2 separate regions of the Homo sapiens genome follow, and region 1 is linked to region 2. The links are chromatin loops, found by intact Hi-C in ENCODE. Cell type or tissue: GM12878. All regions are shown on one strand. Each heading gives the region's core, and the rest is flanking DNA. Links, peaks and the distances in the headings are about the cores only. Region 1 has its middle 88 kb from the start of MDFIC. Region 2 has its middle 70 kb from the start of MIR3666.

Evidence for each region. A loop is a pair of places that touch in the nucleus more often than their neighbours do. Peaks named below come from ENCODE experiments on the same cell type or tissue, not always from the same donor. Only the 100,000 strongest peaks of a DNase experiment are listed, where the experiment ranks them.
Region 1: it touches region 2 in a loop (4-fold over the local background); 1 of 110 quality-filtered maps calls a loop at or near these places.

Annotation. Positions count from the first base shown.
Region 1 is chr7:114,826,250-114,842,391 of GRCh38, reverse strand. No RefSeq gene overlaps it. Among named protein-coding and RNA genes, the nearest start is that of MDFIC, 88 kb to the left of the region's middle. In GM12878, for the core only: no CTCF peak of the experiment used is centred there; DNase peaks (open chromatin) are centred at 8,981 and 9,271; H3K4me3 peaks cover 370 bases; H3K27ac peaks cover 2,025 bases.
Region 2 is chr7:114,715,539-114,731,680 of GRCh38, reverse strand. No RefSeq gene overlaps it. Among named protein-coding and RNA genes, the nearest start is that of MIR3666, 70 kb to the right of the region's middle. In GM12878, for the core only: no CTCF peak of the experiment used is centred there; no DNase peak of the experiment used is centred there.

The DNA of each region.
Region 1 (16,142 bases), core at 6,178-11,177, 110 kb before region 2:
GGTCTCAGAAAACAATACTCTGAAATGAAGGCCTCAGAAGCAAAAGTTTTTCTGACCATCCCCTGCTCTCTTATTCTCAGTCCCATTATTTCTTGGGAATAGCCATAAAAACTAGAATCCCTTTTCCCCAAAGCTAGCCATAAAATCTAAAAATATTACTCTAATTTTCTCTCTACTTTTCTGTATAAAAACTAGATGTAAAGAAATTATAAGATCAGGCTGGGTGCGGTGGCTCACGCCTATAATCCCAGCACTTTGGAGGCCGAGGTGGGTGTATCACGAGGTCAGGAGATCGAGACCACCCTGGGCAAAATGGTGAAGCCCCATCTCTACTATAAAAATACAAAAAAAAAAAAAAAAAAAAAAATTAGCTGGGCGTGGTGATGTGCCCCTGTAGTTCCAGCTACTTGGGATGCTGAGGCAGGAGAATCGCTTGAACCCAGGAGGCGGAGGTTGCAATGAGCAGAGATTGCACCACTGCACTCCAGCCTGGCGACAGAATGAGACTCCGTCTCAAAAAAAAAAAAAAAAAATTATGAGATCTACTTTGTTTAACTGTAGTTCACAAGACCCTCATTCCAGAGAAGACCCTACCCTACACCCAGAAGGAAGGAATACATGCTCAGAGAGCCCAGGAAGAATCCAGACAGACAGGCTCTGCCTCGTTTCCCTACTCAGTCTATTAGCATTAGATCATAACTGTTTTGTCCAATCATACTTTTACCTGGCTGCTCATACTTTGTTGAATCTAAGCATAAAAATGAACAAGTTTCCCTTTATCTTTGGGTCTTCATTCTAATGACTCCCATGTGTACATGTTACATGAATTTGTATGCCTTTTCTTTAGTGAATCTGCTTTTTATGAGTTCCTTTTTCAGTGAACTTTCAGAGACCAAAGGGGAACTTTCCCGTTGGCCCTTACACTATTTATTATTACTGGAACAGGAATATATTGTAACAGGAGATCTTTGAGTTAATCATACTTTTTGAATAGACTTTTGCTTCATCAATACACTTTAACTCAAATGGCACTATTTTTAGCTCCACATTCATCTTGAACTTTTATTACTTTATATACTCTTTGTAGGTTCTCTTCTTACATATGTGTGAAATTTTAAAAGGTATTTTAAAGTAGCAGTTAAGTTTGCAAATGTGCTGTTAAATAAATACTCAAAATATTATGTTGTGTATGGGTAATGTGGCAAGATGAGATTTTCTTTCTTCTCCCATTTTCTTTCTTTGACCTTACTACATGTGATTAAATCAGTAAAGAGACAGACTTATGTGTGAACTCAGAGGTTGTGCTCTGAGATTTGGTCAATTTTAGCAAGAAAACTCTCTAAATGTTTCAGAATTGTTTCCTTTTAATAATTGGTAAGACTTAAACCTTCTCCTGCAAAGAATAAGTACAATCTACTGCAACACTTCCAATACGGAGCTGAGAGAATGATGCAAGACCTTGCTATATGCCTTTCTGGATACTTAGGACGTAAAGCTAAGGGCAGACAACATGAAAAGACCAAGTAAAATGTCTCCTAGAAGGCTAGGAGAAGGTATATTGGAAAGAAAATGGGCTTCAGGAGGCCTATACAGAGTTTGTAGCTTCATAGGGCAAATAGCGAGCTATTTTGTAATATTCACTGGGCTGTGCGTTCATGTCAAGATTACTTCCTTTTTTGTTGAACTGTACCTACACATCTTTCTAGGTAATATGCACATAATTAAGGCTTGACAACCATAACAAGTCATCATTTCAAAAGCTAAAATTAATTTTTTATCAGTAATTGTTCCGAATTTAGAAAGGAGAAAGCAGTCATTTCCTAACCATAAGAGTTGTGTATTTTGCCTAATGACAGGGCTACATTTTATAAGTGTTGTCTGGTAAGTATAATTTATTAAATGTATCAAATAATTGTTTGAAAAATAACAATAATTGCCTCTTCTTGCAAATGATGCTCACAGTAATGTCAAGCTCTTCCAAAATTGAATGATTTACTTCTGCTTTTCATTGAATAAAACAACTAGCAGATTATCCTTAGACTGCTATTTCATGTACTGTATTTATTTTACAAAAGCAAAATTGTGAAGGGAACAATTTACCAGAATCAAATGCTGCTCTCTTCATCTTTACTTTCCTTGTTGGCTGTGGCATGCACAATGTAATGGTTATATTGTCAAGATTCCACTAGATTGCAATTCATTTTCCCCCTGTTACCCAAGAGCCTAAAAGCAAATTCCCAACAATATATTAAGAGGCATAGAACAATTCTTGAAAAAAGAATTAGATTAGATATGAAGCAATACAGGAAAAGTTGGAAATTGGGAATTATACTTATCAAGTTGCATGTGAAGAAATGTCATTTGTGAGCTCTCCAAGGAACCTGTTGTGGCTGTTTGATACACTGTGCCTAGGATTTGTCAGGTTGCACCATAGTTCTTGGATTAAAAGAAACAAGCATTCATTTATCTTGTAAAACTGCTCCTAAGATGGACCAATTTGTCTGCCAATGTTTATCCTTCTTTCAATCTACGAAGTGGATTTTTCCTGAATAAAAGCTAATGCTGAGCTATTTTTATTCTCTTTTTGTGTGTTCAACTGAGTTTTCTTGCCTCATGAATATGCCTCAATCTTTTTCCTGAGCTTTTCCATACTTATTGTTGAATATTTAGTGAGCCATAATTAAATTTGTATTATCTGGAAAAACAGCATCCAGATAATTCAGATATGAAAATCTACTCAAACCCATTGACCTCATTCTCTACCTTTCCCTTGATCCTGTTCCTAGAATATGCTGAATAGTAGGACAGTTGGTTTCATATTCTCATTGTTTTAAGTCTATCTGCTTTGTAATAAAGCTTCTAACAAGCAGTGAAATTACCTAAGAGGCAAAAAACAGAAGAGAGAAGGAAGAAATGCCAGAAATGTCTGAAAAAATGAACCTTTAAAAAACTCGAAAGTTTCCTCTAAAGTTTTTTCAATTTGGGTTTTGTTTTTACCAGGCAGAGGGGCTCATTCTCTGCTTGTTTCTTTTAAAAAAATCATCTAAGATTTTTTTGAAGGGAAACATTCAAGTATCTTTCTACTATAAAGATTTTGTCATTCTATGTAATTTAAACACGTTTCATTTATGATCATGTAACCTAAAAAAATACTAATACTGAAAGCAAAATATTCCCTTAAAAACTTCTTTTTATGTTTGACTTTCCTCTTGTTTTAACCTTTTTTTTTTTGTCATCATGCCCTACTCTTCAAAGAAAAGAGGTAGGACAATCAATTAGTAATCTGAAAATGATAATGATACTATGCCATTTACTTGGAAACTAAAACATTTCCAAATACTTTCCACTCTAATAATGGAATAAGACAATTACAGTTTTAGGAGTTCTATAACTCTCATTGCTCTAGTGGTTTTCCAAATATTTTCATTATGTGATAGAAAATGGCTTTCTGCTCAGTACACCAGATAAATCTGGCCATGAACTTACTTGCAGGGTAAGTGAAAGGTGTTGGTCTGTGCTTTTATTGCTCTATTTATAGAATAATGGCTAAACCTAACATTACCTTATAACCCATGAATAAATTATATAGTCTTATATTTTTTAAAATCGGATTTCTTGATAGTGTGAGAAATGAAACTATGCTATAGCCCTAACCATAGACAACTATCTCCTCTCTGTAAAATCTGAGTAACAACCTTACAACAGAAAGATCTGAGCTCGGGGTTCCCAGTTCTGAACTCTTAAAACTGGGTGCAACTTTGTCCACCCTTGTTCTGCTATTGTTCAAGGAGGTAAAAGGTGGATATGAGAAATCTTCTCTACTCAAAAAATTGTCCTCCTCATAGTCTACTAATTATAAATAGGTGTAAGTTGAGCTCTTTGTTATCCTTAGAGTTAAAAAAAATGCAAAGTAATAATATTGTAAAAGTTTGGAAAAGGAAGACAAATTCAGAGAAGAATTAATTGGATTGAATTGCATTGCTTCTTTTTTTTTTTTTTTTTTTTTTTTTTTTGAGACAGAGTCTCACTCTGTCGCCCAGGCTGGAGTGCAGTGGCGCGATCTTGGCTCACTGCAAGCTCCGCCTTCCAGAGTCACGCCATTCTCCTGCCTCAGCCTCCGGAGTAGCTGGGACTAGAAGAGCCCACCGCCACACCCGGCTCATTTTTTTTGTATTTTTAGTAGAGACGGGGTTTCACCGTGTTAGCCAGGATGGTCTGGATCTGCTGACCTCATGATCCGCCCGCCTCGGCCTCCCAAAGTGCTGGGATTATAGGCGTGAGCCACCGCGCCCGGACTGAGTTGCATTGCTTCTAATTGATACAAGCCCAATAAAGAAGGGAGGAAAAGAGAAGAAACAGAATAAATTCAAAATTTTGCTCAACCGCTTATAATTTCTGTGATCCAAACAAATTACTTTTTCTGTATAGTGAGCATAATCCTACCTTGCAGAGTTGTTCCAATAATTAAACAATATCACATACGCAAAATACTTAGCAGGCTGTAGGCATACTTTTAAGTGGCCATTTTTTTTTTATGGAGTACACTGGTGGGAAGGGGCTAGAGTCTTGGCCACTCACTTACTAGAATAGTACAAGGTAGTGATCTTCCAACTGGGGTATGCAAAACCCTGGGAATACAGAAGGCTCCTCCAAAGAGTCAGAGGTATGAATCCTCCTAAGAGAATCAATGTCCAGATCCATTATTTCTCGATGTAATCTATTCTAAACTTGACCTGTTTAAGAACATTTCTGTGTGTGGTGAAGGCTGCACACTAGCAACATTTCCTTTCCTACTAACTTTTAAAAAATTAACTCCTCCAAGTTATCAAAAAAAAAAAAAAAAGAAAGGCATTCCTTTTACCTATCACAAATTTGCTATGTTGCATTTCTCTATTGCAATAATGATCTAGGCTGTCAAGCAAGGGACAAGTTGAAAAATTGTTATGCATAGAGTCCCTTTAATCAAGGTAGCATAACACTCCATCCATTCTACTAAAAAGGTACATTTCCAATACAAATCTACTTGTTAGAGTTAGTGATAATTTATCAAACTCTGTAATTTTTTTATTTTATCAATTGACTATTACTAATAATATAATAACAACTCAATCAAAAGGAATGTTTAACCCTCAGAGCTTTATAGTTGAAATAAATTATTTAAAGTTCAATTTTAATTTATATTCACATTTTTGATACAGAAAGTATGAGAGGATGATCAATAAAAGACTTTCAAGCATGAAAAATGTTATATTATGATAATATTCTAGGGTAGTAGTATAATAAATGTACAATTTTGAGCAAAAAAAAGAAGGGATTGTTCATGAGTTTTTTTAAATTAATGGTTCTGGGTAACATATCACCATGGCATTTAGATTCCCTTGGAAACATTTAAAAGCATAATCTAACAGTTACATTTTTAAATTATAATATTTATAATATGTAGAAAATTACATCCTTCTCAGCCACTTAAACTTATTATTAAAAATGTATAAGATGGTATACAGTAAAAACACAATTTTCTGGTCCATGTATGCAATACAAGTTAGTCTACAGACCCCTTAGGCAGAGGTTAAGAGCATGGAACTTTTCAAATCAGAAAGAACAGGCTTTGAAATCAGTCTCCACCTCTTGATTTTTAATGACCCACGTTCAACTTAACCTCTCTGTGCCTCAGTTTCCTTATCTTTAAAATGGAGATAAACACGAAAGAATTAAACGAGATAATGCATCTAAAGTATTTAGCCTTGTGCCTGGCTTTTGGCAGCTATCATCATCACCATCTTTACTGCATGTGGGGAAGACAAGGCAAGAGAGGCCTCAGTGTGAAAAGAGGATCCAAGAGTTACACTGCAGACTTGAAGTAACATTTCTTCAAAGAAAATATATACAAATGGCCAACAAGTACATGAAAACATGTACATTATTAGCCATTAGGGAAATGTGAACCAAAGCACAATGAGATACTCTTTCAAACCCACTAGAAAAGCTGGAATCAGGAGGGAGAGAGGGAGGGAGAGAGAAAGGAAGGAAAGAGAGAGGGAGGGAGAAAGAGAAAATAAAAAAGAAGGGAAGACAAATGTTATGTTAGCAAAAATGTGGAGAAATTGGAACCCCTCATACACTGCTTGTATGAATGTAAAATGGAGCAGTGGCTATAGAAAACAGTTTAGTGATTCCTTAAGAAGTTAATTACAGAATTTCCATTTGACCCAGCAATTCCACTGTTAAGTATATATCCAAAAGAATTAAAAACAGGTATTCAAACAAATATTTGCACACAAATGTTCACAGCAGCACTATTCACAATAGCCAAAAGTTGGAAACAACCCAAATTTCCATCAACAGATGAATGGGTATGGTTAAACAAATTGTAGCTTAACCACACAATGAAAGAGTATTCAGCCATTAGAAGGAATGAAGTTCTGAAATATACTACGATGTGTATGAAACTTGAAAACATGCTAAGTGAAGAAGCCAGACACAGAAGTTCACATATTATATGATTCCATTCATATGAAATATTCAGAATAGGCAAACCCATTAGAATTGCCAGGGACTGGGAGGACAGGGAACAACTGCTTAATAAGCAGAGAGTCTCCTGTGGAGTTGATGAAAATGTTTTAGAACTAGATAGAGGTTAAGTTTGCACAACATTGTGAATATACTAAACACTATACAGATTTGAAACCTTGCATTTCACATGTTGTATGTTTTATGGCAACAATTCTTCAATAATGATAACAAAGATGGTCACTTACCCTCAGTGTTTCCTTCTTGTCTCCAGGTTTTATTAATGCCTTGAGAAGCACTGGCTATCAATAATATCTAAGAAAGTTTAACAGTCAAAGCATAGCTGCTGTTCACAGCTGTAAAGCCGCACTGTAGGGAGGTTGCTTTCTCTGAAAGATGATGTATTTCTGAAACCATAGTTACAGGCAACCCTCCAGATTGCAAAAAGATTACCTGCAGCAACACCATTTTGAGGACTTTAAAGGGGTCATCCTACTTTTTAAGGAGTAGATGGAATCCTCTGCTTCATAACAAGCTCTTACATCACAAGAAGAGCTGAGGAAAAGAGAAGGAAGAGAGACTGATGGGGACACAGCATTCTTGTCCAGGGGGCAGGGCTTGGGGTTTTAGGAAAGTTAGACTGGGAAAGGGGACTTGCATAATCATTGAACAGTGCAAATTGCCCAAACGTGGCCAAACTACTTACCTGGTTGCAGTCTGTGGTGAGAGTTGGAGTCTCTATGAGATTCTTGCATGTAGATTCCTGCTTCAACATTTTCTCTCTGGGTAACTTGAGGCAGATTGCCTAATCTATGCAAGGTTCCGTTTTCCTCACCTGTAAAATGAGGATAATAAAATCTACTTCCAAGAGCTTTTTTGTGAGGGTAAAAAGATACAAGGTAGTTTTCCCACAAACTTGTCTGAGAATGACAATCACCTAGCATGCTTTCTAAATAATAAGTTTTTGGGCCCCATACCAGACATGGATCTGGATCATAGGGTACAGGGAGAGGGCTGGGAATCATATTTTGAATGCCTTCCTGGAATGATACTTAGCGATCTAGCTAGAATGGGAAATAATAAAGCTCTTGGTACATAAGTAGTCAAAAGTGTTATTTATTATGAATATTTTAGATTATTATTTTGGTGGTTATGGTAAACATTTAAACGAGGTGTCCAAGAAATCAAAATAATTAATAAAAAAAACTAAAAACCCATTTGAGTGTTCTTTTCCTCATATTATACAAATAACTGACTTGACCAATTTTTCTCCATTCAACATACTAAAATTGAGAAGGAAAAAATAATAACAATTTAAGCTTCTGAAAAAGATTATAACACTGTCAGCAATTAGGACAGCCATTTGAGGACAGTTTCTTTTTGGCAATAGGAGAGGAGGTAGAAATTCTAACAGATAAAAAATCTCCGCCAGTTCCCTATTGAGATTTCTCATGAGTCAATGACAATTTTAGTATTTTCAAAGAATAACAACTCTTTGATCTGAGGGTATGCTCTTTATTTTATCAGTTTGAAAGAGAGTCTGATGTCCCAACTAGATCCAGTTAATCCCCCCACTACATTGACTTTTAAAATTTGATTGTGGGCCACAGTAAGGAATATATTTTACATTGTATTTCAGCTATATATGTATCTGGAATAATACCATTATGTATCCTTATAATGTGCTATGCATTTGGATATTCTCTATTTTTTTCTTTTCTTTTTTTTATTTTTAGAAATTCTGGTTGCAATCCACTAATTTCTTTCACAACTACTAATTTGTCCCAAACCACTAATGGGTTGCAGCCTAAAATTTGAGAAGCACTGACCTAACATATGCATCTGAAGTTATTATTTTCACCTTCTCACAAATTGTGAATCATAAAATGACTGGTTTGGATTAAAAATAAGCCAGAGAGCCCAGGCAATGTGGCTCACACCTATAATCCTAACATTTTGGGAGGTTGAGGCAGGAGGATGGCTTGAGCCCAAGAGTTCAAGACCAGCCTGAGCAACATAGTGAAACCTCATCTATACTAAAAATAAAAATTAGCTGGGTATGGTGGTGCATGCCTGTGGCCCCAGCTACTCAGGATACTGAGGCAGAAGGATTACTTGAGCCAGGAAAGTCAAAGCTGCAATGAGCTGTGCTCCTGCCACTGCAGTCCAGAGTGACATCCTGTCAAAAGAAAAAGAAAGAGAGAAAGAAAGAAAGAAGGAAAGAAAGAAAGAAAGAAAGAAAGAAAGAAAGAAAGAAAGAAAGAAAGAAAGAAAAGTTTCATAATCCCAGTTTGCAAATCACCAAAGAAAAGAGATGAATCAGTAAGTTGGACTATAACAGAACTTAGTGTTCTCATCTGGGTATTTCTGACTTACATAGGCAAAACCTGAAACTCCATGTAGGAAGCTATGTTATGACTAACTTACAACTTTGGAGTTTACTGTTAATTACAAATAAAACAACTGCAAAAACTCGTCTGTGTATGTAGGCCTTCTTGAAAGTGAATTTGAATATCTGAAACAGCTTATGAAATTATGATCTGAGCAACGTGTCCTTTGAGGGGAAACGGCAAATGTGTGGAAAGGCTGTGCCTTTATTATTACATTGATAAAGAGTTGGCTCCTTTGTTTTATTATTTTCTCTCATGCACTTTTTTCCTTTCCTTTCATAAACTCTTTGTCCTAGGATTTGGCACTATAAATTTCCAACATTATGTGATAAGTAGTTATGCTATCATTTGCCCTACGTGCTTTCTGCATTGAAACAGGTTTACCACATGTGCTTCTTCAGGTCTTACACTGGGTTTAGATATAAGTCAGATTCTTAATCTGGAAATGAAAGAGGGGAAAACCTACAAGCATTAAAGAAGAGTCATGAACATGGGCTAATAACTACATCTGAAAAAGTAGAAATAATCTCTTTTCTTTATTCAAATGTGAAATATATGGCACATAAGATAATAAACTCTCTTTATTCACACCTATGTTTACCAAAACTTGACATTTAGCCATATTTGCTTCAGATATTTTTAAAAAACATTACAGCTGCACGTGAATCCTTCTATGTGCCTCAATTCAATCCTATTTCCCTTTGTTTTTGCAATTATGTGAACATTGTAATTTTATTCAAGGATGAATCCATGAAGTCTACAATATTGCATGTTTTAAAGCTTTATTAATGGTACCTTACTACATGCATCATTCTACAATATATTTTCATGTTTGCTGAACATTTTTCAATATTTTATCAACAACTTCATATATGTAGCTCTAACTTACAAATTTAACCATTATATATTATTTCACATATGAATCGCCACAATATATTGTAAACCGAAAATAAAATTCTAAGCCCTCCCCTCTCCTTCAACCATCTGAATGGACCCCTCCTCTCTTCCAAGGGCATTCCAGAGTTAACCTGATAAAATAATTCAGGCTATGATGGAAGAGGGATCAGACGAGCCTCATTATAACCTCCAGCATTAATATCAACACAGACCTTAAATTTGATAAGGAACATGTACAATGTATTTTCTCTAAAGCCTTCTACTTGTAGGCTTCATCTGCATGATAAAACCTTGGTCTCCACAACTCTTTATTATAACCCAGACATTCCTATCTTGATGATAACTCTTTCAACAAATTACCAATCAAAACCATTTTAAATCTACCTATGACCTGGAAGCCCCTCCCAATTCTAGTTGTCCCACCCTTCCAGGTTGAACCAATGTACATTGTACATGTATTGATTAATATATTATATCTCCCTAAAATGTACAAAAGCAAGCTGTACCCTAACCACCTTGGGCAGATGTCATCAGGACCTCCTGAGGCTAGGTCTCGGGTGCATCCTTAACTTTGGCGAAATAAACTTTCTAAATCGATTAAGACCTGTCTCAGATACTTTGGGGTTCACATATTAATGCTGTTAAACATACTTAGGTTATTGCCACATTTTCACTATTAAAATAAATGTAATGACAACAATCTAGCACAAGATACAGAAATGTAGGATCAGAGGATATGTGTGTCTTCACATTTACTAGCTATTGCCAAATTACTCTCCAAAATGGTTTGAGAATTTTTATTTCTCCTTATCTTTGTTGATGAAAAGAGTTGAACTATGTAAAATATTTGAAGGGATTTATTCTGAGTCAAATGTGAGGACTATGACCTGTAACACAGCACCCAGGATATCCTGGGAACATGTGCCCAAGGTGATCAGGCTACAGGCAGGTTTTATACATTTAAGAGAGTCATAAGACATCAAATAAAATATGTGGGGCATGCATTGGTTCAGAAAGGTGGAACAACTCAAAAGGATAGGGAGTTTATAGGTCATAGGTTCATACATGGATTCAAAGATTTTCTAATTGGCAGTTATTTGAAAGTTATTATCTAAAGGCCTGGAATCAATAGAAATGAGTGTCTGGGTCAAGATAAGGGATTGTGCAGACCAGGGTTCTTATTATGTACATGAAGCCTTATCAGTGGCAGCCATTAGAGACAACAGATGGCAAATATTTCCTATTCTTCCTCTAAAAGGGGCTAGACTCCCAGTTAATCTCTTCAGAATTGGGAGGGCCTAGAAGCGGGAGAGATCTAGTTATGTTAGCAGAGATTCTTTACAGAACCAATTTTTCCCAACAAGAACAGTTTTGCAGGACATTTTAAAAGAAGACAAAAAACGTATTTGGGGGTGAAATATTTTGATTACCTTCTTTATCTGTCACGTGATATTACATCAGAGTCAGGTTGGAAAGTAAGCCATGTTATATAGGGTTAAATAAAACTTATCTGATGAAATTTTATGGTTTGTACAAAGTGACTCCCCAGCCCCTTCGACAGGAATTTGGACCAGAAGAAAAAGGTCAGAGTTCAGTCCTCATCTTGAACAACATTCAATATTGTCAGATTTTCTATTGTTTTCTACCTGTTGGGTATGAAATTATATTTCACAGTTGTTTTAAATTTGTGTTTCTGTAATAACCTTTAGAATGGTTAACTTCTGTTTGTTTTTCATTCAGTTGTCTTTTGTTTTATATTATGTAAATATTTTAAATATTGTGGATATTCATTTTTTCAGATACACACAACACAAACACACACACACACACACACACACACACACACATCTCCCAGTTTTATCTTCAAATATCTTTTTTCCAGTTTTGAATTTTAACTTTGCTTTTCATGTCTTTTGTTATATAGAAATTTTACTTATCAATGAATAGATTTTATCAATAATTTTCTATATGGTTTATGATTTTGTGTCCCTGTTACAAGAAATGTGTTTCTTACTCCAATTTCAATAATATAGTTTATTTTCTCTTGAGAATTTCACAGTAAATTTTTCAATAGAGGAAACTTACTTTGTGGTACAAGGTAGGAAATCTCTTTTTTTCCAACGTGAATCTGATCATATTTTATTGAATAACTCATTTACCAACAATTATATATAATGTCACTTCCTTCATACGTGATATATATTCTAGGTCTATTTCTGATCTGTCTATAGACACTGGTCTGTTTTAATATCGATGAGCCAATACTACCCTCTTTTAATTATTGTAGAGGTATAATATCATGATACCTCAAAAGGTAATTGCCCTTTTTGTTTTCTTCAAAATTACTTTGTACTTTTTTTCTTCCATGTGAATTTTAGGATCAGATTTTCAAGTTCCATTAAAAATGCTAATTGGATTTTATTACAAATGACAGATTAATTTGAGGAATATGGCAATACAGTGATATTCTTGTGAGCATGATTTTTATAATTTTATATTTTATTTTGATGTTTTTGATGATGTTTTCTCAACTACTCAAGTTAGTTACATTATAAATTATTGGGGAGTTTTTTTAAGCTCCCCAACATATGTGAATCTTTTTAAATTTTTAATATCTTTCACTCTGATTTTCTAATTTAAGAACATAAGTCTGTCTATTATCAATCCTTTGAAATATGTTGACATCTTCTTTATGAAAAACGTATTTATTTGTTTAGTACAGATTTCTAATTATATATATTAGTTAAAGTTTGTAATTTTGTTAGCTATATCTTCTACGTTCTGCATATAGAAAGGGAGTAGAGAGTTCCTGTGTACTTACTGCCCCCACACATGCAGCCTCCCCCATTATTAACTTTCCACAGAAAAGTGGTACATTTGTTACAGTCTATTAACCTACATTGACCCATCATTATCACCTAAAATTCACAGTTTACATTAGGATTTACTCTTAGTGTTATACATTCTATGGTTTTGACATATGCTTATTTTACATTTGACATAAGCTTTTATGATTATGTGTATGTTAATTTTAACTTTGTGATTTTAATAGTTTTTATTTACAACTTTTGTAACACTATGTAGTTAAAAGCATAGAGGTTTATGAGTATTATATTTTTGATGGATGGATTCTTTATTATGATGTAGTGTCCCTACAAATGCTTTTTGTCTTAAATTCCATTTTGTCAAATATTAACATTGTTATATTTGCTTCCTTTTAGTTTGTATTTGACTAATATATCTTTTTTCTTCCCTCTCCCTTTTCTCTCACTTTGTTCTAAACAAGTCTCTATAGTCTCTATATTTAATATGATATTCTCTGTATTATATTACATAAGTTCAATACATTTATGTATAGTATGATACCATATATTTGGCACTTTTTTAACAATTTATTTTGTGTTTTCTAGCAATCATTATTTTTCTTTGCTTTTGCTTTTCTTCTTTTCTGTTGTATTGATAGAGTTTTTCACTTTTTCCCTGTACAGATTTAGAAGAAATGTATCACATTCAGGCAGATATCTATAAAATTTAAACAAAAATGTTTAAGTACTAAAACATGCTTAACTCTGAATTTTCCTAAAACTTCTTAATGTTCTTCAGAATTTCAGTCCTCTTCCTGAACATAACAAGAAATTTAGCTTGCATTAACAGTGCAATAAACACTTTCTGTTTGTTTTTGCAGTGTACATTTGTATTTATTTTTATCATTTTTAATGCAAAAATTGGTGATTATTTTAATAGCCACAAGTTAATTAAATTTTGTTACCTATTTTTGCAATGTTTATACTTTTGTAATAGACTTTATTTTTTAGAGCAATTTTATGTGCATAGTAAAGTTGAGCAGAAAGTATAGAGTTCATGTGTACGTTCTGCCCCCACACATGCAGCCTCCCCCATTATCAACTTTCCACAGCAAAATGGTATATTTGTTACAATCTATGAACCTAAATTGACACATCATTATCACCCAAAATTCACAGTTTACATTAGGATTTACCCTTGGTGTTATACATGCTATAGTTTTGACAAATGTATGACATTATCGTATCATACAGAACAGTTTCACTGCTCCAAAAATTCTCAGTGCTCTATTTATCCTTTCCTTCCTCTAAACCCTGAAAACAACTAATCCTTTTTAGTGCCTCCATAGTTTTGCCTTTAGTGGAATGTCATATAACTGGAACTATACTGTATGTAACTGTTCCGATTGGCTTCAATCCCTTCGTAATATGCATTGAAGTTTCCTTCTTTTTTTTTCCATGGTTTGGTAACTCTTTTCTTTTTAGTGCTGAATAATACCCTATTTTCTGGATGTAACACTTTATTTATTCATTCACCTTTGGGAGGACATCTTGATTGCTTGTGAGTTTTGGCAATTATGATAAGGCTTCTTGAAACATCTGTGTCCAAGTTCCCATACAGACATAAGTTTTCAATTTATTTGGGTAAATTCCAAAGAAGTATGATTGCTGGATCCTAGGGTAAGAGTATGTTTAGTTTCATAACAAACTATCAAAATGTACTACAAATTGGCTGTACCATTTTGCATTCCCACCAGCAATGAAGGGGAGCTCCTGTTGCTCCATATTCTAGCATGAGTGTTCACAGCATTTCGGATTTTGGCCATTCTAATATGTGTGCTTAATTTGCATTTCCCTAGTGACATATGACATGGAGCATCTTTTCATATACTTATTTGTCATCTATATTTCTGTTTGGTGAGGTTTCTTTTCAGACCTTTTGCTCATCTTTTATTGGTTTGTTCATTTTCTTAATGTTGAACTTTAAGAATTCTTTTCACATTTTGCATAACAGTCCTTTATTAGATATGTCTTTTACTAAGATTTTCTCTTAGTTTGTGGCTTGCCTTCTCATTCCCTTGACAGAGTCTTTTTCCAAGGAGAAGTTTCTCATTGTAATGATGTCCAACTTGTCAATTATTTCTTTTATGGACCATGCCTTTAGTGTTGTATCTAGAAAGTTATCACAAAGCTCAAGGTCACCTGGATTTTCTCCTGTGTTATTTCTAGGACTGTTACAGTTTTGCATTTTACGTCAGATCTACGATCCACTTCATTGTTGTTTTTTGTATGTAATGTTTTTCCTATGAGTATATTTTTAGCAGCTGATTTGGAGAATGTGTGTGGACGTAAAGTATTTACAGACACAAAATAATTTTATTTATCCCTCAGTTTTAAATAATAGTTGAGTTGGGTATAAAATTCTAATTAACAACTATCTTGAAAATACTATTTTGCTATTTCTGGTCCTATTTTTGCCATTGTTGCTGTCAGTTTAACTGTTATATTTTGTAAATCATCTGTTTTTTTTTATCATCTTAAAGTTTTTCTCTTTATTTTTGGCATTATGTTGTTTAACCACAACATATCTAGGTATAGATGTGTTTTGTTTTTTCCTGTTTCTTCTTCTGATTAACATGTGAAGTGAAATTTTGATCTCAGGTTTCAGTTTTTTTCATATCTGAAATTTTTTTATCTATTTAGCTTCAAATATGATGTAACTGTTGGTCTTTTCATTCTTTTCCTCTGAATTGCCTATCAAACCTTTTTTTTCTATTCTCCATGGCTCTGAAGTGAGATTTCATGTTATTTTTCTCTCTGTCTTGTTTGGTCATGAATTTATTATTAATGCATTTCAATTTATCAATTCCCCCTTGATTGTATCCAGCCTACAGTTTACCTTATTCATTTACTTTTTATTTCAATAGTTGTATTTTTTATTTCCAAGATTTATTTTTCTCATAAGTATCTGTTTCTGTTTCATTTCTATTTGTTTCCCTTTCTTAACTTCTACTACTGTTTATATAGTATTAAACCTTCTTTTGTTTCTTTGGCCACTGCCTATATAATCAACTTAAAAAGACTTTGAGATTTTTCATTATATTCTCTTTATATGAAGTGAATTTGTGCTTCAATTTTTTTTTTTTTTTTTTTTTTTGATGGAGTTTCACTCTTGTTGCCCAGGCTGGAGTGCAATGACACGATCTCGGCTCACTGCAACCTCCACCTCCCAGGTTCAAGCAATTCTCCTGTTTCAGTCTCCCCAGTAGCTGGGATTACAGGCGCCTGCCACCACCCCCAGCTAGTTTTTTGTATTTTTAGTAGAGATAGGGTTTCACCATGTTGGCCAGGCTGGTCTTGAACTCCTGACCTCAGGTGATCCGCCCACCTCGGCCTCCCAAAGTGCTGGGATTACAGGTGTGAACCACTACACCCAGCTGTGTTTGTTTTATTCTTTTTTAGTGTAGCTTTCTTTGTCTGTTTTGTAATTTTATTTTGGTTGATTTGAATGGAAAAAAATTGGTTGGATTTAGTTTGATTT
Region 2 (16,142 bases), core at 6,107-11,106:
CACTAGGCAGTGCCCCAGTAGGGACTCTGTGTGGGAGCTCTGACCCTACATTTCCCTTCTGCACTGCCCTAGCAGAATTTCTCCATGAGAGCTCTGCCCCTGCAGCAAACTTCTGCCTGAATATCTAGGCATTTTCACGCATCTTCTGAAATCTACACTGAGGTTTGCAAACCTCAATTCTTGACTCCTGTACACTCACAGACTCAACACCATGTGGAAGCTGCCAAGGCTTGATGCTTGCACCCTCTGAATCCATGGCCCAAGCTCTACTTTGGCCCCTTTCAGCCATGGCTGGAGTGGCTGGGATGCAAGGCACCAAGTCACAGGGACCCTGGACCCAGCCCATGAAATAACTTTTTCCTCCTAGGTCTCTGGGCCTGTGATGGGAGGAGCTGCCATGAAGACCTCTGACATGCCCTGGAGACATTTTCCCCATTGTCTTTGGGATTAACATTTGGCTCCTGTTTCTTACGTAAATTTCTGTAGCCAGCTTGAACTTCTCCTCAGAAAATGGGATTTTCTTTTCTACTGCATTGTCAGGCTGCAAATTTTCTGAACTTGTGTGCTCTGCTATCCTTATAAAACTGAATGCTTTTAACAGCACCCAAGTAGCCCCTTGAATGCTTTGCTGCTTAGAAATTTCTTCTAACAGATCCCCTAAATCGTCTCTCTCAAGTTCAAAGTTCCACAAGTCTCTAGGACAGGGGCACAATGCCACCAGCCTCTTTACTAAAACATAACAAGAGTCACCTTTGCTCCAGTTCCCAACAAGTTCCTCATTTCCATCTGAGACCACCTCAGCCTGCACCTTATTGTTCATGTCACTATCAGTGTTTTTGTCAAAGCCTTTTAACAAGTCTCTAGGAAGTTCCAAACTTTCCCACATTTTCCTGACTTCTTCTGAGCCCTCCAAACTGTTCGAAAGTCTGCTTGTTACCCAGTTCCAGAGTTGCTTCCATGTTTTCAGGTGTCCTTTCAGCAGCGAACCACTCTACTTGTACCAATTTACTAGTAGAGTTTATTAGTCCATTTTCACACTGCTGATGAAGACATATCCAAGACTGGGCAATTTACAAAAAAAAGAGCTATTGGACTTACAGTTCCATATGGCTGGGGAAGCCTCACAATCATGGCAGAAGGCAAGAAAGAACAAGTCACGTCTTACATGGATGACAGTGGGCAAAGGGAGAGAGCTTGTTCAGGGGAACTCCTCTTTTTAAAACCACCAGATCTCATAAGACTTATTCACTATCACAAGAACAGCACAGGGAAGACTTGCCCCCATGATTCAATTACCTCCCACCAGGTCCCTCCCAAAACACATGGAAATTCAAGATGAGATTTGGGTGTGACACAGCCAAACCATATCACTCCCCTATGAAGCATAAATTCAAAAAAGAAAAAAAACTTTTACACTAGATATGCAGATATTATTATAAGGACAAAGGAAGAACCAAGGAGATATGACACCTCCAAAGGAACACAATAATTCCCCATTAATAGATCGCAATCCAAAAAACATTTATGAAATACCAGAAGAGGAATTCAAAATATTGATATTAAAAAAGGTCAATGAGATACAAGAGAATACTAAAAAACAACACAAGGAAGTCAGGGGAAAATTGAGGATATGAATTAGAAATTTATGAAAGAGATAGATATCATAAAAATGAGCTAAAAAGAAATTCTGGAACTGAAGAGTTCATTGAATGAAATACAAAAATACATTCAAAACTTCAACAATAGACTAGATCAAGCAGAAAAATGAATCTAAGAACTTGAAAACAGGTCTTTTGCATTAACCCAGTCAGACAAAAATAAAAAGAATGAGCAAAGTCTACATAATGTATGGGACACCATAAAAGTATAAAATTTTTCGCGTCCCAGAGGCAAAGAGACAACAATAGTGTTGGAAAACCTATTTGACAAAATAACAGATGCACACTTCCCACGTCTAAGAAGAGATTTAGACATCCAGATATAGGAGGCTCAGATATCCCTAAATACATACAGTAAAAAAAAAAAAAAAAAGATCTTCTCCAGGGCACATTATAATCAAACTGTCAAAAGTCAAAACCAGAGAGAATTCTAAAAATAGCAAGAGAAAAGTATCTGCCCCAACATATTAATAGTGAGTTTCTCAGCAGGAACCTTAGAGGCCAGGAGAGAATGGGATAATATATTCAAAGTGCTAAAAGAAAATAAAAATAAAGCCTGTCAGCCAAGAATACTATACCTAGCCACACTAACCTTGATAAATGAAAATGACATAAATGCTTTCCCAGATAAATGAAAGCTGAGAGGATTTATCACCACTAGAGCAGCCCTACAAGAAATGCTTAAGGGAGTCCTACACCTGAAAATGAAAGAACTGAAAGAACATATTTAACATCATGAAAACACATAAATATTAAAAAAAAAAACCCCCTGGTTGAGCAAACACATAAACAAGGAAGAGAAAAGATGCAAATGTTACTACTGCATAAAATCACCAAACCACGATGATAAAAAGAAAGAAAGAAAGGAAGAGACCAGGCATGGTAGCTTAAGCCTGTAATCTCAGCAGTTCAAGAGGCTAAGGTGGGTGGATCACTTGAGCTCAGGAGTTTAAGATCAGCCTTGGCAATGTGACAAACCTCCATCTTTCCAAAAAAATACAAAAATTAGTTGGGCATGGTGGTGGTACATGCCTGTGGTCCCAGTTACTTAAGAGGCTGAGTTAGAAAGATTACTTGGGCCTGGGAGGTTGAGACTACAGTGAGATGAAATCACACCACTGCACTCCAGGCTGACCCTGCCTAACAAAAAAAAAAGAGGAAGGAAGAAGGAGGGAGGGAGAGAGAGAGAAAGGAAGAAGGAGTGGGGAAAGAGAGAGAGAGAGAAAGAAAGAAAGATTAAAACAGGTAGAAATCAATTAATAAAATGACAGGAATAAGCCTTCACATCTCAATAATAACTTGAATATAAACAAATTAAACTTTCCACTTAAAAGACATAGACTGGCTGAATGGTTAAAAAAAAAAAAAAAAAAAAACCTGACCCAACTATATACAGCCTACCAGAACTAATCTTACTTATAAGGACATATATAAACTAATAGTAAAGGGATGAAAAAAAAATATTCCATGCAAATGGAAATGAAAAGAGAGCAGGAGTAACTATACTTATGTCAAATAAAACAGACTTTAAGTCAAAAAAAATAACAAGAGATAAAGAAGCTCATTATATAGTGATAAAGGGATCAATTCAGCAAGAGTATATTCTAAACATATAGGCACCCAACTGGAGCACCCAGATACATGAAGCAAATATTATGAGATCTAAAGGGAGAAATGCACTCCAATACAATAATAGCAGAGGATTTCAACATCCCACTCTGCATTACACAGAGTATCTAGACAGAAAATTAACAAAGAAACATTAGATCTAAATTACACATTAGACCAAATGACATAACAGACATTTACAGAACATTTCATCCAATAGCTACAAAATATTCATTCTTCTCATTAGCACATGGAACATTCTCCAGGACAGACCATTTGTTGATACACCAAACAAATTTCAAAAAATTATTAAAGATAAAATTATATCAAATATCTTCTCAGAGCAAAATTGAATAAAACTAAAGAGCATACCAGTCAGAATGGCTATGATAAAAAAGTCAAAAAAAAAAAAAAACCAGTTGGTGGTGAGGTTGCAGAGAAAAAGGAATGTTTACACATTGTTGGTGGGAGTGTAAATTAGTTCAATGATTGTGGAAAGCAGTGTGTCAATGCCTCAAAGAGCTAAAATCCTAACTACCATTCAATCCAGCAATCCCATTACTGGGTATACCCAAAGGAATATAAATTGTCCTATTATAGAGATACATGCATGTGTATGATCATTGCAGCACTACTCACAATAGCAAAGACATGGGATCAAACTAAATGACCATCAGAGGAAGACTTTATAAAGAAAATGGGCTGCATGCGGTGGCTCACGCCTGTAATCCCAACATTTTGGGAGGCCAAGGTAGGTGGCTTACGGGGTCAGCAGTTCGAGATAAGCCTGCCAATATAGAGAAACCCTGTCTCTACTAAAAATACAAAAATTAGCCAGGCATGGTGGCGGACACCTGCAGTCCCAGCTACTTGGGAGGCTGAGGCAGTAGAATCGCTTGAACCTGGGAGGCAGAGGTTGCAGTGAGCTGAGACTGCACCACTGCATCCAGCCTGGGTGACAGAACAAGACTCCTTCTAAGAAAAGGAAAAAAAAAAAAAAGAAAAGAAAATGGGGTACATATATACCATGGAATACTATGCAACCATTAAAAAAGAACGAAATCATGTTCTTTGCAGGAACATGGATGGGAGCTAGAGGCCATTATCCTTAGCAAACTAATGCAGGAACAGAAAACCAAACACCACATGTTCTCACTTATGATGGGAGCTAAATGATGAGAACACAGGGACACAAAGAATGAACAGACACTGGGGCCTACCAGAGGGTGGTGTCTGGGAGAAGGAAGAGGAGCAGAAAAAAATAACTATTGGGTACTAGGCTTAGTACCTGGGTGATGAAATAATCTGTACACCACACCCTTGTAACACAAGTTTACCTATATAACAAACCTGAACTTAAAATAAAAGGTGTTTTTTTTTTTTAAATAAAAATAAATGGCTGAGTGTGGTGGCTCATGCTTGTAAACCCAGCACTTTGGGAGGCAAAGGTGGGCAGATTGCTTGAGCTCAGGAGTTCAAGACCAGCCTGGACAACATGGTGAAACACTGTCTCTACCAAAAATGCAAAAAAAAAAAAAAAAAATAGCCTGTCATGGTGGTGTGTGCCTCGAGTCCCAGCTACTCAAGAGGCTGAGATGGGAGCATCATTTGAGCCCAGGAGGCAGAGGTTTCAGTGAGCCAAGATTGTGCCATTGCACTCCAGCCTGACTGAGAGAGTGAGACCCTGTCTCAAAAAATATAATAAAATAAATTTTAAAAATATATAAATAAATAAATATAGTGGCAAAACCCCTTCCCTCCACCAAAAAAAAAAAAAAAACAAAACAAAAAAAGTCACATATGAAAAATCTACACCTAACATTACACTCAGTAGGGGAAAGCTGGAAGCCTTTCCTCTAAGAACTGGAACAGACAAAGAAGCCCACTTTTACCACTCCTATTCAACATAGTACTAGAAGTCTCAGCCAGAGCGATCAAGCAAGATAAGAAATAAAAGGCATCCAAATTGGAAAAGAGGAAATCAAATTGTTCCTCTTTGCTGATGATATCATCTTATATCTAGGAAAACCTAAAGACTCCACCACAACTCTCTTTGATTTGATTTTAAAAAATTCAGTTAAGTGTCAGGAAACAAATTAAACATATAAAAATCAGTAGCATTTCTATACAGCAAGAATGAACTATCTGAGAAAGAAATCAAGAAGGCAATCCCATTTGCAATAGCTACAAAAAAATTGCTTAATAATAAATTTAACAGAGGAGGTGAAAAATCTCTACAAGGAAAACTACAAAACGCTCATGAAAGAAATTGAAGAGGACACAAATAAATGGAAAGACATTTCATACTCATAGATCAGAAAAATTAATGTCATTAAAATAACCAAACTGCCCAAAGCAATCTACAGATTCAATGCAATTCTTATCAAAATACCAACATCATTTTCACAGAATCAGAAAAGAAATCCTAAAATTCATATGGAACCAAAAAGAGCCCAAATAGACAAAACAATTCTAATCAAAAGAACAAACCTGGAGGCATCACACTATCTGACTTCATATTAGACTATAGTAGCCAAAACAGCATAGTATTTGTATAAAGATAGACATATAGACCAATGGAACAGTATAGAGAACCCAGAAATAAAGCCACGCATATACAGTCAACTGATCTTAGACAAAGCCAACAAGAACATACACTGGGGGAAAGACACTGTCTTCGCTAAATGGTGCTGGGAAGATTGGATCACCATATGCAGAATAATAAAACCAGACACCCTATCTCTCACCATATACCAAAATCAACTCAAGATGGATTAAAGAATTAAACACAAGACAGGAAACTATAAAACTACTAGAAGGGCCGGGCGTGTTGGTTCACGCCTATAATCCCAGCACTTTGGGACACCGAGGCAGGCGGATCACATGGTCAGGAGATTGAAACCATCCCAGCTAACACGGTGAAACCCCATCTCTTCTAAAAATACAAAAAATTAGCCGGGCATGGTGGCACACGCCTGTAGTCCCAGCTACTCGGGAGGCTGAGGCAGGAGAATCGCTTGAACAGGGAGGCAGTGAGCCAAGATTGCGCTACTGCACTCCAGCCTGAGTGATAGAGCGAGACTCTGTCTCAAAAAAACAAAAAAACAACAACAAAAAAAAACTAGACGGAAACATTTCAGGATGGTGGCCTAGGCAAAGATGCTGTGGCTAAGAGAATGCAAAAGCACAGGCAACAAAAGCAAAAGTAGACAAATAGGACTATATTAAACTAAAAGGCTTTTATACAGCAAAGAAAGCAACAGAGTGAAGAGAGAAGCTGTTGAATGGGAGAAAATATTTGCAAACTATGCATTTGACAAAGGACTAATATCCAAAATATATAAGGAATTCAAACAACTCAATTAAAAATAATAAGAATCCCTTTAAAAACTGTCAAAAGATGGCGCACGGTGGCTCACGCCTGTCATCCCAGTACTTTGAGAGACTGAGGCAGGAGTATTAGCTTAAGTTCAAGGGTACAGTGAGCTACGATTGTACCACTGCACTCCAGCTCCAGTGACAGAGTGAGATCTTATCTCAAAAGAAAAAAAAAGGTGGGCAAAGGACATGAATAGACGGTTCTCAAAAGAAGACATATAAATGGACAACAGGTACATGAAAAAAATGCTCAACATCACTAATCATCAGGGAAATGCAAATCAAAACCCCCAATGAGCTATCATCTTACCCTAGTTAGAATGGCTATTATTAAAAAGGCAAAAAATAACATGCTGGCAAGAATGCATAGAAAAGGGAACACTTATACATCGCTGGTGGGAATGTAAATTAGTACAGTCACTATAGAAAACAGTATGGAAATTTCTCAAAATTAAAAATACAAGTGCTATACAATCCAGCAATCCTACTACTTGATATTTATCCTAAGGAATAAGCAATCAGTACGTCAAAGGGATATCTGCATTCACATGTTTATTGCAGCCCTCTTTCACAATAGCAAAGATATGGAATCAACCTAAGTGTCTATCAACAGACAAATGGATAAAGAAAATGTGGTATATACACACTACAAAATAATAATTAGCCAAAAATAAATAAATCCTGTCATTGGCATAAACATGATGGAACTAGAAGTAATTATATTAAATGAAATAAGGCAGACACAGAAAGACAAATTTTACATGTTCTCACTCATAAAGGGGAGCTAAAAAAATGTTGATCTCATGGAGGGGGAGAGTAGAATGACTGATACAATCGGCTGGGAAGGTATCAGGGGAGTAGGGGGTGAAGAGAGTGCAGTCAATGGGCACAAACATACAGTAGATAGAAGGTATAGATTCTGATATTTGATAGCTGACTAGGGTGATTATAATTAGCAATAACATACTGTGTATTTCAAAGTAGCTAGAAGAGAGAACTTGAAATATTCCCAACACATAGAAATGACAAATATTCAAGGTGATGGATACCCCAAATATCTTGACTTGATCATCACACTTTCTATGCATGCAATGAAATATCACATGTACCCCCATAAATACATAAATATTATGTATAATTTTTTAAAATAGAAGAGGAAACTTGGACACATGGAAGATACCAGGGGCACTCATGCACAGAGGCACAACCATGTGAAGAGGTAACAAGGGGAGATTCATTTGCAAGCAATGGAGAAGGGCTTCAGAGGAAATCTACCTTGCCAGCACTTTAAACTTGGAATTCCAGCCTACAGAACTGTCAGAAAATAAATGTTTATTGTTTAAGCCATCTAATCTGTGGTAATATTTTGTTTTGGAAACCCTAGCAAACCAATAAGGATAGTATTAAAAGACTGGAATAATAAACATTTGAAATTCTGTTAAGTATAGATTGTATTGAATTACCAATGCAACTGGTCTTAATCCAAATAAGTTTCTTAAAGCTTTTCAAGTTGTCATCAGTTTTTTTGTGAAGTAAGCATAATCGTTTCTCCACTACCTTGTATTTTGCCCACTCCTTACCTTCTTAAATCCCACCCAACCTTCAAGGTCCAGTGCTAGTTCTACCCTTCCAGGAAGTCTCAGGTCACCCAAATTCTCCATGCTTCCTCCCTTCTCTGAACCCTCAGGACTAGTGATCTGTGCTTTCAAGTTGCCTCCTAGTCATAAATTGACCTTTGACATATCAAATGTTCTTGCTTCATTGGCAATTTAATTCTCCTTATGTTCTGATCTAACTATTCATTTTCTATATCTTCTATAAAGTCTGATAAGGCTCTTGTAGAAATATTGATTGATAAGTAATTAAGAAGGCTTCTACAGACACTACCACACTTTGTACCTGAACTTAATTAAATCTCAAAAGATCAAAGAGGGGATAGAAAGATTTTCTTTCTGTAAAGGCTGTGTCACAATCAGTGATCAGCCTTTTAACATTGATGAGCAGTCACAAGTGACTTTGAGACCTGTAAATGGTTATTTTCTAATTCCAAGTGAAGTTAAAAGATGATGGAGAAGGAATATAGCCTAAAGGCCATGGCTAGTCATCTTTTATACTTGGACATGGTCCAGTGGGCAGAAGAAAAGGATCTCCTACAAACAAAATGGAGACTGGTGCTAATGACTAGATTTAAAACTTCAAAATCTTCCTAATTAGACCCTAGTCTAATACCACTTGATAAAATTATGTTGGAGAAACAATGTCCTTGTACATTGTCAGATGACATAATCTGTCACAGCTCAGTGAGTCATAACATTAGTTTAAAAATACTAGAATTAAGTCACCATGTTTTATTGAACAATAAGGTAGAATTGAATTATTCTTTTCCTGGTTTTTAATCATATATCCATGAGTCTCTCTGTTTTGTGGTATGATTAAACATAGGATGGTGGCCAAGCCAAAAAATAATTAAAAAGAGGAAGTAGAATATAATAAGTCACGTTTTGAATATCTCCCTACAGAATGTTTTCATCTATTTTTTTTTTAAAGAGAGGTGCATCATCTGTGAAGCATGAATGGCATCAAGAATTGGCTCTCAATTTAAAAAGGAGCCCCTGGACGTTGCCTTCCAGGCAACATACGAGCCGTTGCTTACCCTGTACTTCACTCTTTCAGTCTGCCTTGGTAGCAAATTTTGAGGGTACTGAGTGAGAATTTTTATCTTTTTCTTCCCTGTGTCTCTTAGCTATTGCTGTGTAATAATTTTTAAACAGTAAAAACACCAATCTCCCTCAGTGTCATACAGTCACAAATATTTATTCAGTGTGCACAGGGGTCAGCTGAAAGATGACTGATCCGGGCAAGCTCACCTGGACGGCATTGCAGTCTTGACTGGACTGCCTGTGCATCCCTCCTCCTCCTCCTCTTGGATTGCTCTTGTCTGCTCTCATGGTGATGGCAAAGGTGCCAGAGCTCATGCCCAGTCACACCTGTGCTTCTCATGCCTCTGCCTGGGTCACATCTACTAACACTTCTTGACAAAGCAAGTCACATGGGGCCTTAGTTTGTTTGTGCTACTGTAACAAAATACCACAGATCAGGTAATTTATAAACAACAAAAATTTATTTTTCACAGTTCTGGAGACTGGTAAGTCCAAGATCAAGGCACCAGAAGGTTTGGTGTCTGGTGAGGGCCCTGTCTCTACTTCCAAGATAGCACCTTGTTGCTGTATCCTCCAGAGAAAAGGAGAGCTGTGCCCTCACATGACAGAAGGGACAGAAGAGTAGGGGGGAATTTCCTTCAACCTCAGGAACTTTTATAAAAGTGCTAATCCCATTTGTGAGAGAGGATCCCTCATGACTTGATCATCTCCCAGAGGACACACCTCTGAATACTGTTGCATTGGGGATTAAGTTTCATATGAAAATTTTTGTGGGTGTGAGGGGGTACTCATCGTTCAAACGATAGCACACAGCTACATCCCAAATCTATGAGATGAACATATGATCTGCCTTGTAGTGAGAGAAGCTAGGAAGTTACACGGAAAGGAAAGTGGATACCAGGTGGGATAAATAAGTAGGGGCATTACTCTCTTTACCACACTCATTGTTTTTTATTTTTCTTTATTAATCCACTTATTAAAATTTACTGTGGTGAACATCAGTTATATGCAAGGTGACCCCCCTTTTAGCACATCATTTTTAAAGTAGCTTTCCTAGATGTTAGGGTAATTTCCATGATATGAGAAACTTCTGCCCCTTTTCAGTATGAGATTAATCTTCAAAATTCCCAGCTTCATTTGCTGTGAGAACACAAACAGGTAAAGTGGGTGCTGCCGGAGACCTGGAGCTTCTATTTTGCTATTCGTGGTGGGCAAGACTTGGAGAGCAGTAGCAGCAGAGGCTGTCTAGGAGTGGCCAGGTTGAAGCAATCAACCAGAAGTTGCACTGGGGCTGAGAGAGTAGAAACTGCAATGAAGATAAGTTTCTGATATTTACCATTTGACCACAGTGGTGGCAGCTTCCTTACGAGGCCAGCTCTGCATCACCTGATGCAAGAATTTTGGCATGTTTCTCCAACCCTCCCAAAGATTCTGTGAGTTCTCCACACTCCTTTATGTTCAAACTAATCAGAGCAGATTCGTTGAATACCGACCGCCATTGAGCAACTACTCTACACAGAGCAAATTTTTTGCTAGATTTTTTTGGAGATGTCAGCTATTATTTGGGTGCAAGAATGAATTTATGTGAAGTCTCTGAGGTAGCTTACACAATAATGAAATGTCAGTTAAAAAAGGAGATTTGGAAAGGGAAGAAATTAGGAAATCTCTGAACATTCAGACAGTAAAAACTCAGGGCACCAATATTTATATGAATTGCCTCTAACCTCTTTTTCCTGTACTTAAGTCATTCTGCTGAAGGTTCAGTTTTGAGATACAGAATCTGTAGAGGAAAAGAAAAATCTTTCCTTCCTGTCTTAGGTTCATGGCTGAGACTCATGAAAAAAAAGAAGAGAAAAGCATACACATTTATTTAATATAAGTTTTATGCGACACAGGAAACTTTGGCAATTAAGTCCCAAAGAAACAGGTGTTGGGAGGCTGAGGTGAGGGATTGCTTGAGGCCTGGAGTTCAAGACCAGCCTGGGCAATATAGTGACACAAAAATTTAAAAATCAGCCAGGCATGGTGGTGCATGCCTGTAGTTCTAGCTACTCAGGAAGCTGAGGCGGAGGATCGCTTGAGCCCAGTAGTTCAAGGCTGCAGTGAGCTATGATTACACCACTGCACTCTAGCCTGGGCAACAGAGTGAGACCCTATCTCTAAAAAGAGAGAAGTAAAGAAAGAAAGAAACAAGTAAACCTGTATATTTTTAACAATAGGCTTTTTTTTTTTTTTTTGAGACAGAGTCTCAAATGAAGTGGCACGATCTTTGCTCACTGCAACCTCTGCCTCCTGGGTTCAAGCAATTCTCCTGCCTCAGCCTCCCAAGTAGCTAGGATTACAGGCGCATGCCACCATGCCCAGTTAATTTTTGTATTTTTAGTAGAGATGGGGTTTCACCATGTCGATCAGGCTAGTCTCAAGCTCCTGACCTCAAGTGATCCACCTGCCTCAGCCTCCCAAAGTGCTGGGATTACAGGCATGAGCCACCGCACCCGGCCTTTAATGATAGGTTTGATGAAGAAGTGGATAGTCATGGAGAAGTATGAATTGACAAAGCAGGTATGATCTAATGGTAATAACTGGGAAAAACTTAGCAAGGCCCGTTTGTTCAGACTCTTCGCTGTGTCCTTGTATATTCAAAGGTAAATATGTTCCTTTCCTCCAGGTACATAAAGGAAAGACACCTTTTGAATTAGGGTTTTATGACCTGCTTCAAGGGAGAAGAGCTGGACTTTCCTAGGTTTTACGACCTGCTTCAGTGAAGAAAAGGGAAGGGAATGTGAGAGAACCTTCCTGTTTCAGTTGTTTTCTCAAATCCCAAGGTACCTTATTTTGGGGTACAGTGTCCCGAATCCTTTTAAATCCAACTAGCTTCACTTAGATCTCATGCCCACTCCTTGGAGAGTAGAGATAAGAAAACTTTAGTGATGTTCCCTCCAAGACTTTACCTTTTGGGATATTGGTAATTCCTCAAAAAGAAAGAGGAATGCTTAATTGGAAAAAGAGGAAATGGGTGTTATGTAGTGAAAAACAAAACAAAATAAAAAACAGAGATCAAGAAGAATAACCAACCCAAACCAAATATCCACAACAGATCAGAGATGACTCAGGCTTCTTATCTGTTATTGGGAAGCTTACATTTTAGTAGAAAAGATAAACACTCAATCTTCATTTATTTTTCAATATTAGGACTCCAGTCATTGGATTTAGGGCTCAACCAAACTAGCATGACTTCATGGTAACTTATCTAATTATATCGGCAAAGACTGTATTTCCTGGTAAGGTCACATTCTGAGGTTGTGGGTGGACACGTATTTTGGGGTAACACTATTTGACTCACGACAACACCCACAGGCTTCAGAATGAATCTAGACTTTCACCTCAGGTGAAAATTATCCCCAGAAATCATTTGTTCATGTAGATGCAATATAAATATATTTTTTAGATGATATAAAATTTTCTTGTGATAAAAATATGCACTTGATAATTATTAAGCAAGTTTAAATATGACATTGGCACATCTTAATTTAGATACAAGAAAAATATCCACTTTAGATATTTTTCTCCCATATAAATGTCATTCTTTGCAGTGACTAAGAATTAGAGGTTATGTATCAGAAAACGTCTTTCTAGAGAAAGAAAATTTCTTTCTTGGACACTGTGTAGTTAAATAAAGAATATATTCCCTGTATTAGTCTATTGGTGACATTACTTTTCAGACCACAGAGAATTAAATAAACCTAGAGTGATTCTTATTAGGCTTAGAAATTCTGTCATCGTTAGATAAATTAAGCTGTTTTCCACTGATTTATGTAAAGTGTAATTAACAAATTAATACATATGAAGGTAAGATAATAGAAACCACCAAGCAATAATGTAGTTTTGTTGTGTTTTTGAAAATTACTGAAAGTAATGGCAAAGCTAATCTGCTATAAATTTCTTTTAATTAAACAGTGTTTAGAATAACAATTTTTTTTTCTCAACTCAGCCTATCTCATACTATTCTGCATGTTTTTCATCTTTACATACTCAGGACGTGTTCTAACATTGCCATTATTTTCTGTATAGTATCATATTGATTAATAATCATGTAATTATACTACAGGGTTAGAATAATGTTTTAGGTTTGTTGGCTTAAAACCAAAAGCTATTTCAACTATGATTTTTTCATTTAAAATAATAAATATTATCATTGTAATACCCAGCCAGATACATTTATGGTGGTTAAAAACTCATAATAATTATTAATGTAAGGCAAAGCATAAAATACTAGTAATCTGAGGCAACATAATCTAGGACACCCTTATGTGGAAAAGTGATGCTACTTATTAATTTATTGTAATTTGTATTTATACACTAAAGCCTAGGGCGTCAATACAAATCATACAACAATTGATCCATAGGTGATAAGAGACTTTCTTAACAACTGTTTATTCAAATTTTATCAAAAGACAAATGTGAAGGAGTTGTGTTAATGAACATTATATACTTTGCTTCCTGGGGGATTGTGAGAACTGGAGAACTAAAGACCTCCTGTGTGGCACAACTTCTGAAATCTAATATTTAACAAATGCCATGATATTTAACCATGGGCGCTCCCCATGGTTTACAGTGACCACACAAACAACTCTGAAGGGTCTCAGGCCAATTTACACATCTAGGCCTGTCCCAGAAATGATATGACCTCCAGCGACATTTGTCTTTTCCTGAATGAGACCAAGGAAAAGCATAGCCCACTTGGGCCTAACTCTGAAAGAGTTGACTTCCCCAGCTCTCTCTCCAGCTTGACTTCCTGAATTTTTCCATCTCACCCTGCTCCTGGCACTAACTCCATGACCCATGGTATTTTGTAAAATACTCCTTTCAGACCCTCAGAATTTTTTTTTCCCATACAGGTACCTAAATCATCCTTTCTGGATAATAGTGGTTTGAGACTGAGATGGTAAGGTGACCATGCATAGAGTTAAATGGGCACCTGGAACATTAGTGAGAACATTTCTGATTAAATATATCTACCATGAAATGCCTCAGGCTTTGACCTACACCGATAAATCCTTGTTTCTTAACAGCAAATGAAATTCCTGCACAGGTTGCTGGGTTTGTCCTCAACAGCTCTCTTCCTTCCTCCTATTACAGAGGGAATGACTTTCCGAGAAATCAGTTGAAATATTTCTTACTAATTTGAAGGTTAAGAGCAGGCACAGAATCAATGGAAAAAGTAGAATGCTGTTTTCTTTCCTGATTCCTCTTTTGACATTTTAATATAAATCAGAGAGATCCTCAGGCTTCTATCCTGGGAGATTTACAATTCAAAGCAAAGGAAAACTTTCTTTTATTCCTTGTTTAAAAAAAAACCCAAACCATCCAAACAAACAAAAACACAGTTCTAAACTATTCTTTGATCTGGTGAGTGGTTTTGTATTATATTATTTTAATATAAAAGTAATTATACACAAACATAAAATATTTTATCTATTATTTCTTGGATTGCCTTCTATGCCCTTGAATCTTCTTTTATATTTTACATCTCTTTCTCTGTCTCACTATCTTGTGCTGCTCTGTGTGACTTGCTCAACTTTTTGGTTTCACCTTTTGGCTGATTTGCTTTTGCAATTGTGTTTTAAATGCTCATCAACTCTTTCTTATTCTCTGATTGATCCTTTTTCTTACCAGTCTGTTCTTTGTATATGGATGCTATATACAAAATATAATATATATCATATTTATATATATATATATATATTTTTTTTTTTGAGATGGAGTCTCGCTTTGTCGCCCAGGCTGGAGTGCAGTGGCGTGATCTAGGCTCACTGCAAGCTCCGTCTGCAGGGTTCACACCATTCTTCTGCCTCAGCCTCCCAAGTAGCTGGGACTACAGGCACCTGCCACCACGCCCTGCTAATTTTTTGTATTTTTAGTAGAGACGGGGTTTCACTGTGTTGGCCAGGATGGTCTCTATCTCCTGACCTCATGATCCGCCCACCTCGGCCTCCCAAAGTGCTGGGATTACAGGCATGAGCCACCGCACCCGGCCGCTATATATATTTTTAATCTCTACCACAACAGTAATTATTTTTTTAAAAAAGCACTACATTTCCCTAAGTTATGTTTTTCAGTGTCTATTCATTTCTGCTTGTTCATCTCTATCTTTCTCTTTTATGCTACCAATAAATGCTAAGGCATGATTTTGCCTTTATGCACTTGAATGAGGGAGTGAGTGACCAATCTAGTACGTCACAGGGCTTCTGTATCTGACTCATGCTCTTCCACAAAAGAGAGAAGTGACTGCCAGTTCTGGGGTGAGAAATGGCAGATGCTGCCTGAGGGTGCAAGGGTCTCCTCCTTCCTGCCCGTGACTAATGTCAACCTTAAATAACAAGGTTCAGAAAAATATGAAGAAGTATAGAGTTTATTTCCCCACAAAGCTTAAGGATAGCCACGTGGGAGACACTGACACTAAACCTATGTGGTCAGCGTTCTTAAGTGGAGAAGTGAAGGTTCCACTTATATAGGCAGAGACTAAGAAATTTTAGCAGGATTGCAACATTTTCCATAGGAGACCAGTGTATATGTTACAATTATTTGACTGGTTACATATTTCTACATTCCAAGGAAGATTATTATTCCATGAGGATAGGTAAAGATCTAAGGAGATACACAGGCACACACACACACACACACACACACACACACATCATGTTGCTGGAGCTCAGAGTACAGGTTACTATGCTCAAAACAACTATTGGTTAGTGATCACATTTTTTCAAGATCAAAAAGGGATATTTTTAGCATTTTACATCTTAACATAAGAGTTTATTACTTATCTAAAGTTGGT